2 separate regions of the Homo sapiens genome follow, and region 1 is linked to region 2. A link is a loop called in an ENCODE intact Hi-C map of the cell type or tissue named here. Cell type or tissue: endothelial cell of umbilical vein. All regions are shown on one strand. Each heading gives the region's core, and the rest is flanking DNA. Links, peaks and the distances in the headings are about the cores only.

What was found. A loop is a pair of places that touch in the nucleus more often than their neighbours do. Peaks named below come from ENCODE experiments on the same cell type or tissue, not always from the same donor. Only the 100,000 strongest peaks of a DNase experiment are listed, where the experiment ranks them.
Region 1: it touches region 2 in a loop (2.6-fold over the local background); 1 of 110 quality-filtered maps calls a loop at or near these places.

The regions. Positions count from the first base shown.
Region 1 is chr13:64,807,891-64,814,668 of GRCh38, forward strand. No RefSeq gene overlaps it. Among named protein-coding and RNA genes, the nearest start is that of LINC00355, 740 kb to the left of the region's middle. In endothelial cell of umbilical vein, for the core only: no CTCF peak of the experiment used is centred there; a DNase peak (open chromatin) is centred at 3,011; H3K27ac peaks cover 727 bases.
Region 2 is chr13:64,720,479-64,728,914 of GRCh38, forward strand. No RefSeq gene overlaps it. Among named protein-coding and RNA genes, the nearest start is that of LINC00355, 650 kb to the left of the region's middle. In endothelial cell of umbilical vein, for the core only: no CTCF peak of the experiment used is centred there; a DNase peak (open chromatin) is centred at 3,463; H3K27ac peaks cover 2,124 bases.

The DNA.
Region 1 (6,778 bases), core at 1,876-4,375, 87 kb after region 2:
ATGATTCTGAAGCCTCCACAGCCGTGTGGAACTGTGAGTCCAATAAAACCTTTTTACTTTGTAAATTGCTCAATCTCCGGTATGTCTTTATCAGCAGTGTGAAAATGTACTAATGCAGTAAATTGGTACCAATAGAGTGGGGCATTACTGAAAAGATACCTGAAAATGTGGACGCGGCTTTGGAACTGGGTAACAGGCAGAGGTTGGAACAGTTTGGAGGGCTCAGAAGAAGACAAGAAAATCTGGAAAAGTTTGGAAATTCCTAGAGATTTGTTGAATGCTTTGAACAAAAGCCTGATGGCAATATGGACAGTGAGGTCCAGGCTGAGGTTGTCTCAGATAGAGATGAGGAACTTGTTGGGAGGTGGAGCAAAGGTGACTCTTGTTATGTTTTAGCAAAGAGACTGGCATCATTTTGCCCCCGCCATAGAGATTTGTGGAACTTTATACCTGAGAGAGATGATAAAGGGTATCTAATGGAGGAAATTTCTAAAAAGCAATGCATTCAAGAGGTGACTTGGGTGCTGTTAAAGGCATTCAACTTTATAAGGGAAGCGGAGCATAAAAGTTCAGAAAATTTGCAGGCTGATAATGTGATAGAAAAGAAAATCCCATTTTCTGAGGAGAAATTCAAGCTGGCTGCAAAAATTTGCACAAGTAACAAGGAGCCAGATGTTAATCCCCAAGATAATCAGGAAAATGTCTCCAGGGAATATCAGAGGTCTTCATGGCAGCTCCTCCCATCACATGCCTGGAAGCCAAGGAGAAAACAAAGGTTTTGTGGGCCAGGCCAAGGGTCCCTGTGCTGTGTGCAGTACAAAGACTTAGTGCCCTGTGTCCCACTCCAGCCATGAATAAAAGAGGCCAAGGAACAGATTATGCCGTGGCTTCAGAGGGTGCAAGCCCCAAGCCTTGGCAGCTTCCATGAGGTGTTGAACCAGCAAATGCAAAGAAGTCAAGAATTGAGATTTGGGAACCTCCCCCTAGATATCAGAAGATGTGTGGAAACACCAGGATATCCAGGCAGAAGTTCACTGCAGAGGTGGGGCTCTCATACAGAACTTTCACTCGGGCAGTGTGGAAGGGAAATGTGGTGTCGGAGCCCCCACACAGAGTCCCTACTGTGGCACCAACTAGTAGAACTGTGAGAAGAGGGCCACTGTCCTCCAGACCCCAAAATGGTAGATCCACTGACAGCTTGCATCGTGTGCTGGAAAAGCTGCAGACACTCAACACAAGCCTGGGAAACCAGCCAGGAGGGAGGCTGTACCCTGCAAAGCCAAGAGGCAGAGCTGCCCAAGACCATGGGAACCCACCTCTTGCATCAGTGTAACCCCAACATGAGATATGGGGTCAAAGGATATCATTTTGGAGCTTTATGACTTGACTGCCCTGCTGGATTTTGAACTTGCCTGGGGCTTGTAACCCCTTTGTTTTGGCCAATTTCTCCCACATGGAGTGACTGTATTTACCCAATGCCTGTATCCCCATTGTAACTTGGAAGTAAATAACTTGCTTTTGATTTTACGGACTCAGGTGGAAGGGACTTGCCTTGTCTGAGATGAGACATTGGACTGTGGACTTTTGAGTTAATTTGGAAATGAGTTAAGACTTTGAGGAACTGCTGGGAAGGCATGATTGGTTTTAAAATGTGAAGACATGAGATTTGTGAGAGGTCAGGGTGAAATGATATGGTTTGGCCGATTGGTTTTGACATGTGAAGACACAAGATTTGGGAGACGCCAGGGCAAAATGATATGGTTTGGCTCTGTGTCCCTACCCAAATCTCATCTTGTAGCTCCCATCATTTCCACATATTGTGGGAGTGACCTGGTGGGAGATAATTGAATGATGGGGGCAGGTCTTTCCCATGATGTTCTTGTAATAGTGAATAAACCTCATGAGATCTGATGGTCTTATAAAAGGGAATGTCCCTGCACAAATTCTCTTTCTTTGCCTGCTGCCATTGATGTAAGATGTGACTTGCTCCTCCTTGCCTACTGCCAAGATTCTGAGGCCTCCCCAGCCACGTGGAACTGTGAGTCCAATTAAACCTCTTTATTTTGCAAATTGCCCAGTCTCAGGCATGTCTTTATCAGCAGTGTGAAAACAGACTAATGCAGGTAGATACCCAGTAGTGGGATTGCTGGATCAAATGGTATTACTGTTTTTGGTTCTTTGAGAAATCTCCATGTTATTCAATCAAATATTTTTGCAGAGAAGAAGGTCATAGTCAAAAAGGCATAGCCTTGATTTATTTTCAGACAAGCATTAATTGCTACCATCCCTGCAAAATTTTATCTGCTGATTTTTTACATTTACTATTATAAATCACATTTAAATAATATGAAACTCATTTGGGGGGAGATGAGTTTAAGTAATTATATTCAATGGAGTTGTAAAAGCGAACACAATGTATTTTATATCCCAGAGCATTCACTCTTTTTGTTGTCTCTATCTGATACACTCTATGCCACAATTTTCAAAACTGGCTCCTTTTTCTCTTATAAGACTAAACTATAATATCACTTTCTCAGAGGAACCCTCCTAAGCCATTTTATTTAAAACAGTCCTATTCACATTCGTTTAAAGCAGGGCTTACTGAGGCAGTTGTGTAAGCTCTGTGTAGTTAGTGCCTGGCATATAATGGACACTCAAAAAATATTTATTGATGAATGAATAAATTGTCAAAAACAAGTATTTTTGACTTAGGTAAGGAGAGATATTATTTTAAAAGACTATTGCAGTAGGGAAAAATCTTCAGATCATAAGATCTCCAAGCACCTTATAGAATAGGCAGAGGAGAATTTTCTTTAATAGGAAGGTGTAAAGAAGACAATAAGTACTGGTTACTGGGGAGTAGGGTGGAATGGTGGCTTGATAGGGCAGTTGAACAGAAACAGTCTTTTCCCAAGGTTGTCAGATTCTCGGGAGTGGTCCATAAGGAGGTATTGCTCCATATTCCCATGCTAGTGTTGACTGAGTATGATTCACAGTTCTGGGTTACGGGAAGAAGGAGAGAAAATTAAACTTGGTCAAACCAAGTTAGAAGGTATTTTGAGCAGATTGGTGAGTGAGTTCAAACAATTAACTATTTATGAAACACAGAAAGGAAATTTGGTAAATCTGCATTTGACTTTTTCATAAATAAACAAGGGAAGCATTTATGAGTCTTAACTGACTCATATGGGGGAAGCTGTATTTTTGTAGTAAGGCATTTCCTAGAACACAAAAGGATGGGGGACGGTTCTTAATTATTGCTGCTTTTCAGAAACACAGGGCTCTTATAAACACTAACATTGCCAAAATGAAAAATGCAAGTTTGTTACAGTATGTTTAAAGTAATATTTAATGTGAAATGACTATGTACAAGTCTACATATGTACCTGTATCTTTATGTATTTATTTTTATATTGATATTGGTATTTATATTATTATTCTACATAAATATGATCTAGTCAATATTTCTCAACATGTCTAATTGATAGAGACTAATCAATGAATTATAGAATGCAAATCATCCTTGGCTTGTGGCCATTGTATGCCAGTTTCACCCTTAAGATATTATAACCATTACAAGCACATCCTGCCTTCTCCTCTTATAACCAAATGCCCCTTAGCAGAGCAGCTCTAATCTTAGTTGAGAATCATTGGAACACAGATGTGTTATAGATTCTAAATACTAATGTTATATTTCAGTAATATTCTCTATTTATTCTCATATGCATATCCATTGTTAAACTGCATTTGTTGAATATGTAAATCCTAGAAAATAAATCTTTTATATTATCCATTCTACCATAAATGGTTTATTTAAGCCAATCATGGGTTATAAATTCTGCTTACCTAGTCAGCTATTTTCATCCCCCTGGCAAATGAGACCACAAAGAAGCCTTCTGACAAGTTGTTGGAAATGGATTCCTTGCTATCAATAAAAGACAAATAAATACATGTTAACTTTGCTTTGTCTGGACATTTTTAAAAGTAGATGATTATAATGTGTAGCCAAATTGCTATATCCATCTTTTACCAATCCCAGGATGAAGCTAGTTCACTTGAAGAGTCAGACTGAAAAACTGCAGAGAAGAGTGTAAAAGCTTTGATACATAATTTCTAAAGATGATGTTTCTTATGAATGTTTTTACACGCAAGTAAACACATTTTCTTACTGCTTAAAAATCTGAGTTGGAGATTTTGTTACTGGTGACCAGAAACATCTTATCTTATATGCTATATTTTTGTTGAAGTCCAATAAATCCCAAGGAACTGTTTATTTTCTACTATTCCTAAAAACTCATGAATATATGTCATAAAATCTCTTTCCCAAGTTAAAAATTAAATATCTCTTAGCATTGATAATACAAATTTATTATTAGGAAAGTAAAGAAAAATTTACAATAAAATTATCCACAATGAGAACATTAAAGATATGTCTACTTACTGAAATGAGTTGACCAAAAACAATTTTTGTAAGAGGAGAATTTTTACTAGCCTCCAATTTTAAGTGTATCTATTTTGATATTCATAATGTGGATACATCATTCTTTTTGCTGTTTAAAAATCCATTTATAAAAAATATAAAAAGTCTTTTATTCCATGACAATCATCATCCATCTACTATTCCTAACATGGGACAAAGCATTATAATCATCCCTAGTATCCATCAATTCTTTTTAGAAAGAGAATTCTCAAGTTTATTTGGGCACCTTGTTACATACCTAAAGAAGAGTTTGCTGTTCTCCCTTATAACAACTATGAAATTTCTGGGTCACCTCGTTAAAAATGTAATTACATACCCTACACTGTGTTTTTTCCTTATTCTTGATTCTTAAGAGATGGTAAGACTGCCGTCTAGAACTCTGAAGGAGAAGCAAAATGCTGGGGAACTCAGCCAAATTTCCAGTCTGATTCCCTTGATAATCTTGTGCAGTTGAATTGCCCTAAAGCCCATAAATAATCTCTAGATTATTATATGAATGAAAAATAACTTCTTACTTAAAACCTAGCATTTTAAAAAATACCTTAGCCTAGTTTGTACCCTTACTAATAAATATATATTTCCTAGAAAATCATACTTACCAATAACATTTGTGAAATTACTAATAGAGATGGAAAGATGGACCATTGAGTAGGCTGTGCGTTTTTTTGTTGAAAGAATATAGGTGAACCAATGGAACACTGGAGTGAAAAAATAATTTTGCCTATCTTTCTAACTGAAATAAATTGGTAGTATTTTTCTACATGCCTGAGTTGGAAGGAATGTGAAGTAGTGATCATACTCCTTAAGAGTGATTGCTATAACCTAATATTGCTTGCAATAGAACTGGGATAAAGAAGTGGTGGTATATATGCAACATGTTTTAAATGTTAATCTAGGATTTGAAATAAATGTCATAGCAAAACAATCAGAAGATAAATGAGAACTTTGAAAAAAATACCAAAGTAAGTGTTGGCATTCCTCCTCACGCCACAGAACTCACATAACTTGTTTCAATATTCTGCTGCAAGATACTTTAGAGGTATTATACTTCCTATTAGCATTAGTAAATATAGAAAATTCTAGAATAACTTCATCCTGTGAGTTGAATATTCTGCAAGTTTTAAAATACTATATGTAATGCTGAAAATGGGCATTTTCTTGCTTTTCCACAGCAGCCAAGTAAGAAGTGTGTTTGAATAAGCAAGTTTAAAAACATATTCAGACTACATCTTCTCAAAAGAAAATGAATGAAGCAGATGCAATAAGTTCTCCTTCTTGTTCTACAAAACATGCATAGCAATCAATAAAACTATCATCTCATATTTTAAAACTTTAGTCAAGATCACGATTTTCAACTTTATATCTAAGACATTTTACTTAATTTGTAAGAGACAGGTAGTGACCCATAAACACACTTACAAAAACATACTTAATGAAAAGGTCAATTTAGTTGAAGAATAATGGGAAATGTAGCATAAACATTTTGTTTGCATTGCCCTTTAGTTGCACCTTAATATATGAAATGTGCTGTGGTGCTTTCTTGATGTGGAAGAGAAAACTAAACATCAAAGTTTTGTGTCTTCTTTCCTTAAAGTGAAGTTGTTGTTGGAAAACGGCTGTTTGGTCAGCATCTATATTTTTCAAACTCCTGTGGGAAATGTAAATAGTTAACTGTACCATCAAGTTAGTCAGTAGAAAGATCAGAAAATAAAGCAAAAATAGATATACCAATTAGAAAAGACACCAAAATGGTAATAGTTGAGTTTATTGCTTTAATTGATCTCCTAAACATTGGCCTAGCAGATTTTCTAATTCATTTTATATGCAGGCAGGATAAAAGGGAGGAAGATAAGGAGAGAGGGGGAAAGAAAAGGAAAGAAATAGAATGAGATGGAAGAAAGCCTCCATCTGGAAATAGGGAAGTAGGAAATATCACATCATCTGTAATTTCTTCATTCTCTTGTTAACTAGAAATTGGAATTATCAGACTAGATTGTTTGAGATAGGAAACTTGGATAGATTGAATCATTAGTTCTGTCTTGAATGTTTGAGTTGTGACTTTGAAACAGAAAAGTTTGTAGAAAAAAAGGATTAAACTTCACATCTTAATACTTTTTAACATTTCCTTCCTACTCCACACTCTGCTCCAAACAGTGACAATGGCACTTCTTTTTTTTAATTCTCCTCTCAATTTTTAAGAAGTCCTTAAATTAATCCATCTACCTTAGGCCTGTTGGATTAGTCTAGTGCTTTGTTAGTGCTCTGGCAGAGAAAACCAGTGCAATATTTTCTACTCTA
Region 2 (8,436 bases), core at 2,241-4,740:
TACTGTGAATATTAGATCAATGAGATGGAAAATTAACAAGGATATCCAGGACTTGAACTCAGCTCTGAACCAAGCAGACCTAATAGACATCCACAGAGTTCTCTACCCCACCCCATGGAATATACATTCTTCTCTCCACCACATAGCACTTATTCTAACATCGACCACATAATTGGAAGTACTCCTCATCAAATACAAAAGAATGGAAATCATAGCAGCCTCTCAGATCACAGTGCAAACAAATTAGAACTCAGGATTTAGAAACTAACTCAAAACCACACAACTACATGGAAACTGAACAACCTGCTCCTGAATGACTACTGGGTAAATAACAAATTAAGGCAGAAATAAATAAGTTATTTGAAACCAATGAAAACAAAAACACAATGTACCAGAATCTCTGGGAAACAGCTAAAGGCATGTTAAGGGGGAAATTTATAGCACTAAATGCCCACATCAGAAAGCAGGAAAGATCTAAAATTAACACCCTAACATCACAATTAAAAGAACTAGAGAAGCAAGAGCAAATAAATTCATAAGCTAGCAGAAGACAAGAAATAACTAAGATCAGAGCAGAACTGAAAGAGAGGGAGTCACGAAAAACCCTTCAAAAATCAATGAATATAGGAGCTGGTTTTTTGAAAAGATTAACAAAATAGATAGACTGCTAGCCAGACTAAACAAGAAGAAAAGAGAGAAGAATCAAATAGACACAATAAAAATGATAAAGAGGATAACACCACTAACCCTACAGAAATGCAAACTACTATCAGAGAATACTATAAACACTTCTATGCAAATAAACCAGAAAATCTAGGAGAAATAGATAAGTTCCTGGTCACATACACCCTCCCAAGACTAAAACAGTGAGAAGTTGAATCCCTGAATAGACCAAAAACAAGTTCTAAAATTGAGGCAGTAATTAATAGCCTACCATTAAAAAAAGCCCAGGACCAGGCAGATTCACAGCCAATTTCTATCAGAGGTACAAAGAGAAGCTGGTACCATTACTTCTGAAACTATTCCAAACAATAGAAAAAGAGGAACTCCTCCCTAACTCATTTTATGAGGCCAGCATCATCCTGATACCAAAACCTGGCAGAGACACAACAACACACAAAAGAAAATTTCAGGCCAGTATCCCTAATGAACATTGATGCGAAAATCCTCAATAAAATATTGGCAAACGGAATCCAGCAGCACATCAAAAAGCTTATCCACCACGATGAAGTCAGCTTCATCCCTGGGATGCAAGGCTGGTTCAACATATGCAAATCAATAAATATAATCCATCGCATAAACAGAACCAATGACAAAAACCACATGATTATCTCAATAGATGCAGAAAAGGCCTTCAATAAAATTCAACACCCTTCATGCTAAAAATACTGAAAAAATTAGGTATTGATGGAACATATCTCAAAATACTGAGAGCTATTTATGACAAACCCATAGCCAATATAATACTGAATGGACAGAAGCTGGAAGCATTCCCTTTGAAAAGTGGCACAAGACAAGGATCCCCTCTCTCAGCACTCCTATTCAACATAGTGTTGTATTGGAAGTTATGGCCAGGGCAATCAGGCAAGAGAAGGAAATAAAGCGTATTCAAATAGGAAGAAAGGAAGTCAAGTTGTCTCTGTTTGCAGATGACATGATTGTATATTTAGAAAACCCCATTGTCTCAGCCCAAAATCTCCTTAAGCTTATAAACATCCTCAACAAAGTCTCTGGATACAAAATCAATGTGCAAAAATCACAATTCCTATACAACAATAATAGACAAAGAGAGGGCCAAATCATGAGTGAATTCCCATTCACAGTTGCTACAAAGAGAATAAAATACCTAGGAATACAACTTACAAGGGATGTGAAGGACCTCTTCAAGAAGATCCAGTCAGCTTCTAATGTTTAAATTATTTAATCTTTTTACCTTTTGTTTTTCTGTATTTAACATTAAATTTATATTTATAATTTTAATATTTAATCAATTGACTTTCATCTATTCTTATTTTATGTATGTCTTGTAAAATTATACCTCATAACTCAGAATTACAGAATTTATCTTATTTCCATATATTTCAGTGAAGAAAATTAATATTTTGTAAATGTACTTTTGTTGTTGAAAAAAATAATATTTGTAAGTTGCCAAGAGTTGAAAGAATCATCTATGTTTTTTCTCATGTACACCATAAGTTCATGGCCCTTTAAAAAAAAAACAAACTGTATTTTGCTTTGTTTCCTTGTGATAGTTTAAAAGAATTTGTAAAGAACCCTTTGGCGCTTACACAGTTTGATCATATTATTATCTGCTGCATTAATGCTTCTTTACAGCACTGCATAGCTACATCACATTATGTTCATTTATATAAAGTATAGATTCTTTTCTCAAATTTTGACTAAAGCTTTTCTCTATGGTTAACTTGAATAGTCAAGTCAACACTTTTGGAGTGTCTGTTGTGCTCAGAGCACTGTGATACCTGCTGCAAATACTAAGCCTAACTTGATTAATATAATATTGTTGAAGAGATAAAACATTTATACGTGCATTTGTTTGGTTGTTTTATAGCTCAAGAGAGTTCATTTTCAGAAGTGCATAGTAAAATAGAATTATTTTCACAGAAATGGGTAAATCTCTCTTACCTGCATGGATTATGGGATATGCATAATTCTAAAAAATCATTTTAAACCATTTACATTTCAGTTTGGAATATTTAGTACTATTTGAAGCTGTAGAATAAATAATCATCTGATATATATTTTGCTTGAATTAAAGCTAGAATTGTCTGCCTTGTCTGGGAAAACTTGTATTACAGACAAAGGCAAGGATGTTCTTTGTGTACTGAAGGAAGTCAACCTAGAGAATTAAAAATTCAGCATGAAAATAAGTAGGTATGTCCCCTCATTTATGGTTTAATTGAAGAAAAGGCAAATTATTAACACAGCTGGCTTGGATGCACTGATAATAATCAATGTTGCAATTATACCGGCTAGATGACAATTTATAGATTGCATTTCCTGATTTGCCATTTGCCATTATGTTTGTGCTATTTATCAAAAATCTTATTTTTACAAAGCTCTTGTATATATAAAAAACTATAGCCTGCCCTGTTTCTAAATCTAATCCTACAAAGTAATATACTTTCCAAAAACTTAACTGTTTTACATATTTATGAATTTCTCACAGGCCCCCTAAGGGATTCATTTCTCAATTGTGTCATAAGACACCACAGTATAATGCTTGGCTTATTTTCCCATTCCCATCAAGTATTGTTCTACAGTTACACGGTGTTTTCTATTTGTTGTTGTCTAGAGCAGACTGAGGATGTAGCACTGACCCAGCCTGCTCAATGTGCAGGACTCATGCCTGCAAGCACTGGGACTCATAAGACTTATCACTGTGCATTTCTGTGTCATATCAGCAAGCTCATCTGCAGAAATACATTCTGACTGAGTAACCCTGAGGTAGACAATGCTTAATTCTCCATTTCAAAACATTCCAGGAATGGAAAAATGATTCAGCTGGAAGGCATTCGCCCTGTCAGCACCCTATTATCCTAACACAGTGTTTACTCTGTTACTGGTTTCAGTTATCCCTACACAGTTTGATAATCATTTTTGAAGCCAGCCTGGTGTATAACTTAGCACTGGTTCATAGCATGTTTATGATTGGTTTTAACATGATACCTATGGATTCACATCTATCTTTTTGCCTACTTTGTCTATTCTCTAATTTTGAGAAAATATACTTCAAAGAATGTAATTGAAGAAAAATATTGAAAATTAAAAGTATATGTTAAAATATTCTAAAGCTTATTTTAGTAATTACCAATTAGCAATTTATTGAAATTAACATATATGCACACATACAGACACACAAAGAGAGAGGGAGAGGTGCCATCAACAGTGTGTGTTTGAAAATATGTAGAAGTGTCTGTAAGATATGATGTAATTATATTAAGAAAGCATATTAAGAAATTCAATCTTTCTTGAAAGTGAAATAATCAAATTTACCATATAGTGTTCTACACTTCCATATATATTTATAAGATATTCTATGAAAACAAAATGTATACATATTTAATATAAAATAAAATCTTTATTGAAAAAATGTTTTTTTCATATTAGCTTAAAATGACAGCTATTTGGAAAAAAAAAAAGCCTAAAATTTCAGTAGGCTTAATATTAACGTGGCTTTAAAATTATATTTTCTACATAAATCTAGGGAATATATTTTATATACTATAATATTACAAAAATATCAACATTAATATTATATTTTCTTCTTGGTCTTCATGATAACCATTAATAACTTTAATACAAATATATTGGTTTGAATTATTTTTAATTTCATAATTTAATCAATGAATACATATTTCTTGTTTGTACTGTATGTCAGATACTTTCTTTAACATAATGTGCTTTGTAATTTTAGAAAAATAGTATCAAAGTCATAAATACATTAGTGTTAATACTAATATATTTGCTCTTTTATTCTTTTCTAGTTGGATCTCTTTTTAGTAACTTTCAGGGATGAAACTGCTGGAAATCTGTTGTACACCATGCCAAAATGCTTTCAGGGTTCATATGTAATAATGGGCTTTAAAAATTGTCTTTGTGAAAGTTTATTTTTGGTCTTGATTGTATATAGTTTTTTTCTATTTCATATATTTAGAACATTTTAGTGTAAACATATTTAGAAAAAGATCTTTTCAGTTGATTTTATGTTTGATTTGAGAATTATGCCATGATGTGTGCATTTGAAGGCTATTTGATTCGATAATATACATATGTTTCTATTTACGGATAAATTTTCCTTCTGGCATGATTTGCATTTAAATGAATTAAATTTTTATAATCATATATGCATATGTATATGCACCTATATATATCCATACATGCATAATTATTTATATTGTTTATAATCATAATCATGTCTATGTCTATACATGCATATGTACATGTATGTATGCATGCACATATGTTTGTGTGTGTTAGGACTGCCATAAACAAATTACTACATACTTGGTAGTGGTAAAAATCAAGTTTAGCCTAAAGCTGCCTCCTTACGTATTTTAAGTTTGGCCTAAAGGTTTCTCTGTACATTGTGAACTATAACAAGTGAAGATGTAAACAGACCGTAGCCTATACTTGTGCCAATCAGTGAGTTTTGACCAATCAAATGTAGCCAACTATTCAAACAGTGTTCAAATAAGCCATACAGCGAGCTGTAACCAATCTGGCTGTTTCTGTATCTCACTTCCGTTTTCTGTACTTCACTTTCCTTTTTTTGTTCATAAATCCTCTTCCACCATGTGGCTGTGCTGGAGTCTCTGAACATACTCTGGCTTGAGAGGCTGCCCCATTCGCGAATGGTTCATTGCTCAACTAAATGCTTTTAAATTTAATTCGGCTGAAGTTTTTCTTTTATCATACTTAGAAGGACAGTTCTGAAAGCTAGATGTCGGAAATCAAGGAGTCACTAAGGTTGGTTTCTTCTTAAGTTTCTGAGGAAGAATCTATCCCATGCCACTCTCTCAGCTTCTGGTGGCTGCTGACAATCTTTGGTGTTCCTTGTCTTATCAACACACTTTTCAATCTCTGCCTCTGTCTTCACATAGCATTCTCCCCTGTGTTTCTGTGTCTCTCCTTAAGAGGAGAGATGATATGATACAAGATCATGATATGATTAAGTAATATCCAGTAAACAGCCCACACTGATCTAATATGAGATCCCCATCTTAAATGAACTCGTTACTACAAAGTCCCTGTTTCCAAATAACATCACATTCACAATTACTGTGGACAGGATTTCAACAAATCTTTCCAGGAGACTTAGTTCAACCCACACTGTGTGTGTATACATATGCCTATACACATGTATATGTACAACAATTCACTTTAATAATAAATAACAAGTTTTCATTTGTCTGTTGCAAAAGTATGTGTCATTACAAACTGTGTTATTTACACTGCTTTAACTATTAAGTAAATACTAAATCAGTACTAAATTGGTTATGTCAGTGTTTCAGAGCATTAGATCTTAAATAAATTTTGAATACAATCAATTAAAAATAATACACAATATTTTAACATAAAATTGATGAAGTAGAGAATTCTGCAATATTTGAAATTTTAGAGAATGCCAATTAATTGCAAACATTAGTTTTAAGACTAGGTGGATACCTAGCATTCATGTAATGTTAATCTCTGACTTTAGAAAATGTCAAATTATAATAAAAACTTATATTTTATTTTAAACATAAAAATAACATCATTCATGAATACAGTAGACTAATAGGACTAAACAGAATGGCCTGAAAAAGCTCAGAAGTATCATCACCCAATTCAAAAGTAAAATAACTTACTTATAGGAGGCCAGGCATGGTGGCTCATGACTGTAATCCCAGCACTTTGGGAGGTTGAGTCTGGAGGATTGCTTGAGAGTCCAGCAGTTCAAGACTAGCTGGGCAACATAGTGAATCCCCATCTCTACAATACAATACAAAAATTAGACAGGTATGGTGGCATGCACCTGTAGTCCCAGCTACTTGGGAGGCTGAGGAAAGCGGATTGCTTGAGCCCAGGGAAATTGAGGCTGCAGTGAGCTCTGGTTGCACCACTGCACTTCAACCTGGCTGACAGAGTGAGACCCTGTTTCAAAAAAAAAAAAAAAAAAAGAAAAAGAAAACATAAATAAATAATATAACTACATTTATAAAGTTAGGTTATAAAATAATAAAACATGCTTTATCTTTCTCCAAATCTCCACAAACAATATTTTTGTTTATATTCCAATATTAGTAAAAAGGGTGAAGAGTAACACTGAGAAGACCTACTCTTAAACTCTTGTTAATGTCTTTCTAGATATGATTTTTATTATGAAAAATTTTACACATACAACAATGTTGAAATAATTTTACAGTGAACACTAATACATCCATTATCTAGATTCTATGAATAATATTTGCTACATTTGTTTAATCACATGTATATCAATTTGTCTTCTATCCATCTATCAACTTTGTTAATTTTTGATGCATTTCGAAATGAATTGTGGATCTTTGTGTATTTCCTCCAGTACATCTTTATGATAACTTTAGTCAAAGGTCAGTATTTATTACTGTTTTCTGTAATTTGATATAAAGTTTTCATAAAATGTCATGCACAAATAGTAAATATATATTTAAGTTTTGAATACATTTACTCTTATAACCATATCTCTACAGGTGTATAACACTATCATCACCCTAGAAAAGTTTTTTCTATAAATAATATATAATTTATATAATATATAAAAAGTTCTTTATATATGATGGATACATTTCCTTATTAAACACATAATTTGCAAATATTTTCTCCCATTCTGCCTGTTGTCTTTTTTACTTTTTTGATCCTGTCTTCATAATACAAACATTTTAAATTTGGATATAATTCATCTTTTTTTCTTGTGTCACTTGTGCTTTTGGTGTCATATCTAAGAAACCATTGGCTAAACCAAGTCAATAAGATTCTTATAGTTTTGGCTCTTACATTTATAACTGTCAACAATTTTGGTAATTTTTTGTGGCTGATGTAAGTTTGGAATCCAAGCGATGCTTTTGCATACAGTTATCTAGGTGTCCCAGCACTAGTTATTGAAAATACTCAATAAATTACTTTGGCTTCTTTGTTAAAAAGTCAAATGACCATAAATGTATGAATTAATTTCTGGAAATCTTGACCTATCTGTGTGTCTTTTCTTATAGCATACCACATTGTCATTATTAGTCTAGTTGTATAGTAAGTTTTGAAATAGGGAATTGGTGTCTTCCAAATTATTTATTGTTTTTCAAAATTATTTTGTGTATGTATTTGCATTTACATAGGAATTTTAGAATGATTTATGATTATGGAATATCTTGATTTCTTTAGATATTTTATTTTTTTCAACAATATTTTGTGGGGTTTTTTTTTTTTTTTTTTTGACCGAGTTTCGCTCTTGTTGCCCAGGCTGGAGTGCAGTGGCGCAATCTCGGCTCACAGCAACCTCTGCTTCCCGGGTTCAAGAGATTCTAATGCCTCAGCCTCCCGAGTAGCTGGGATTACAGGCATGCGACAACACGCCCAGCTAATTTTGTATTTTTAGTAGAGATGGGGTTTCTCCATGTTGGTCAGAGTGGTCTCGAATTCCGAACCTCAGGTGATCCACCCACCTCGACCTCCCAAAGTGCTGGGATTAGAGGCGTGAGCCACCATGCTCGGCCCCTATTTTGTGGGTTTTAACACCTGGATTTAATTTTCTGGATTTGGCAACGCTACTGGGAGAGAATATGATAAAAGTGTGACGAGTTATTTAAAAAGTATAAATAGGCCTGGCGCGGTGGCGCACGCCTGGTGGATCACGAGGTCAAGAGATCGAGACCATCCTGGCCAACACGGTGAAACCCCGTCTCT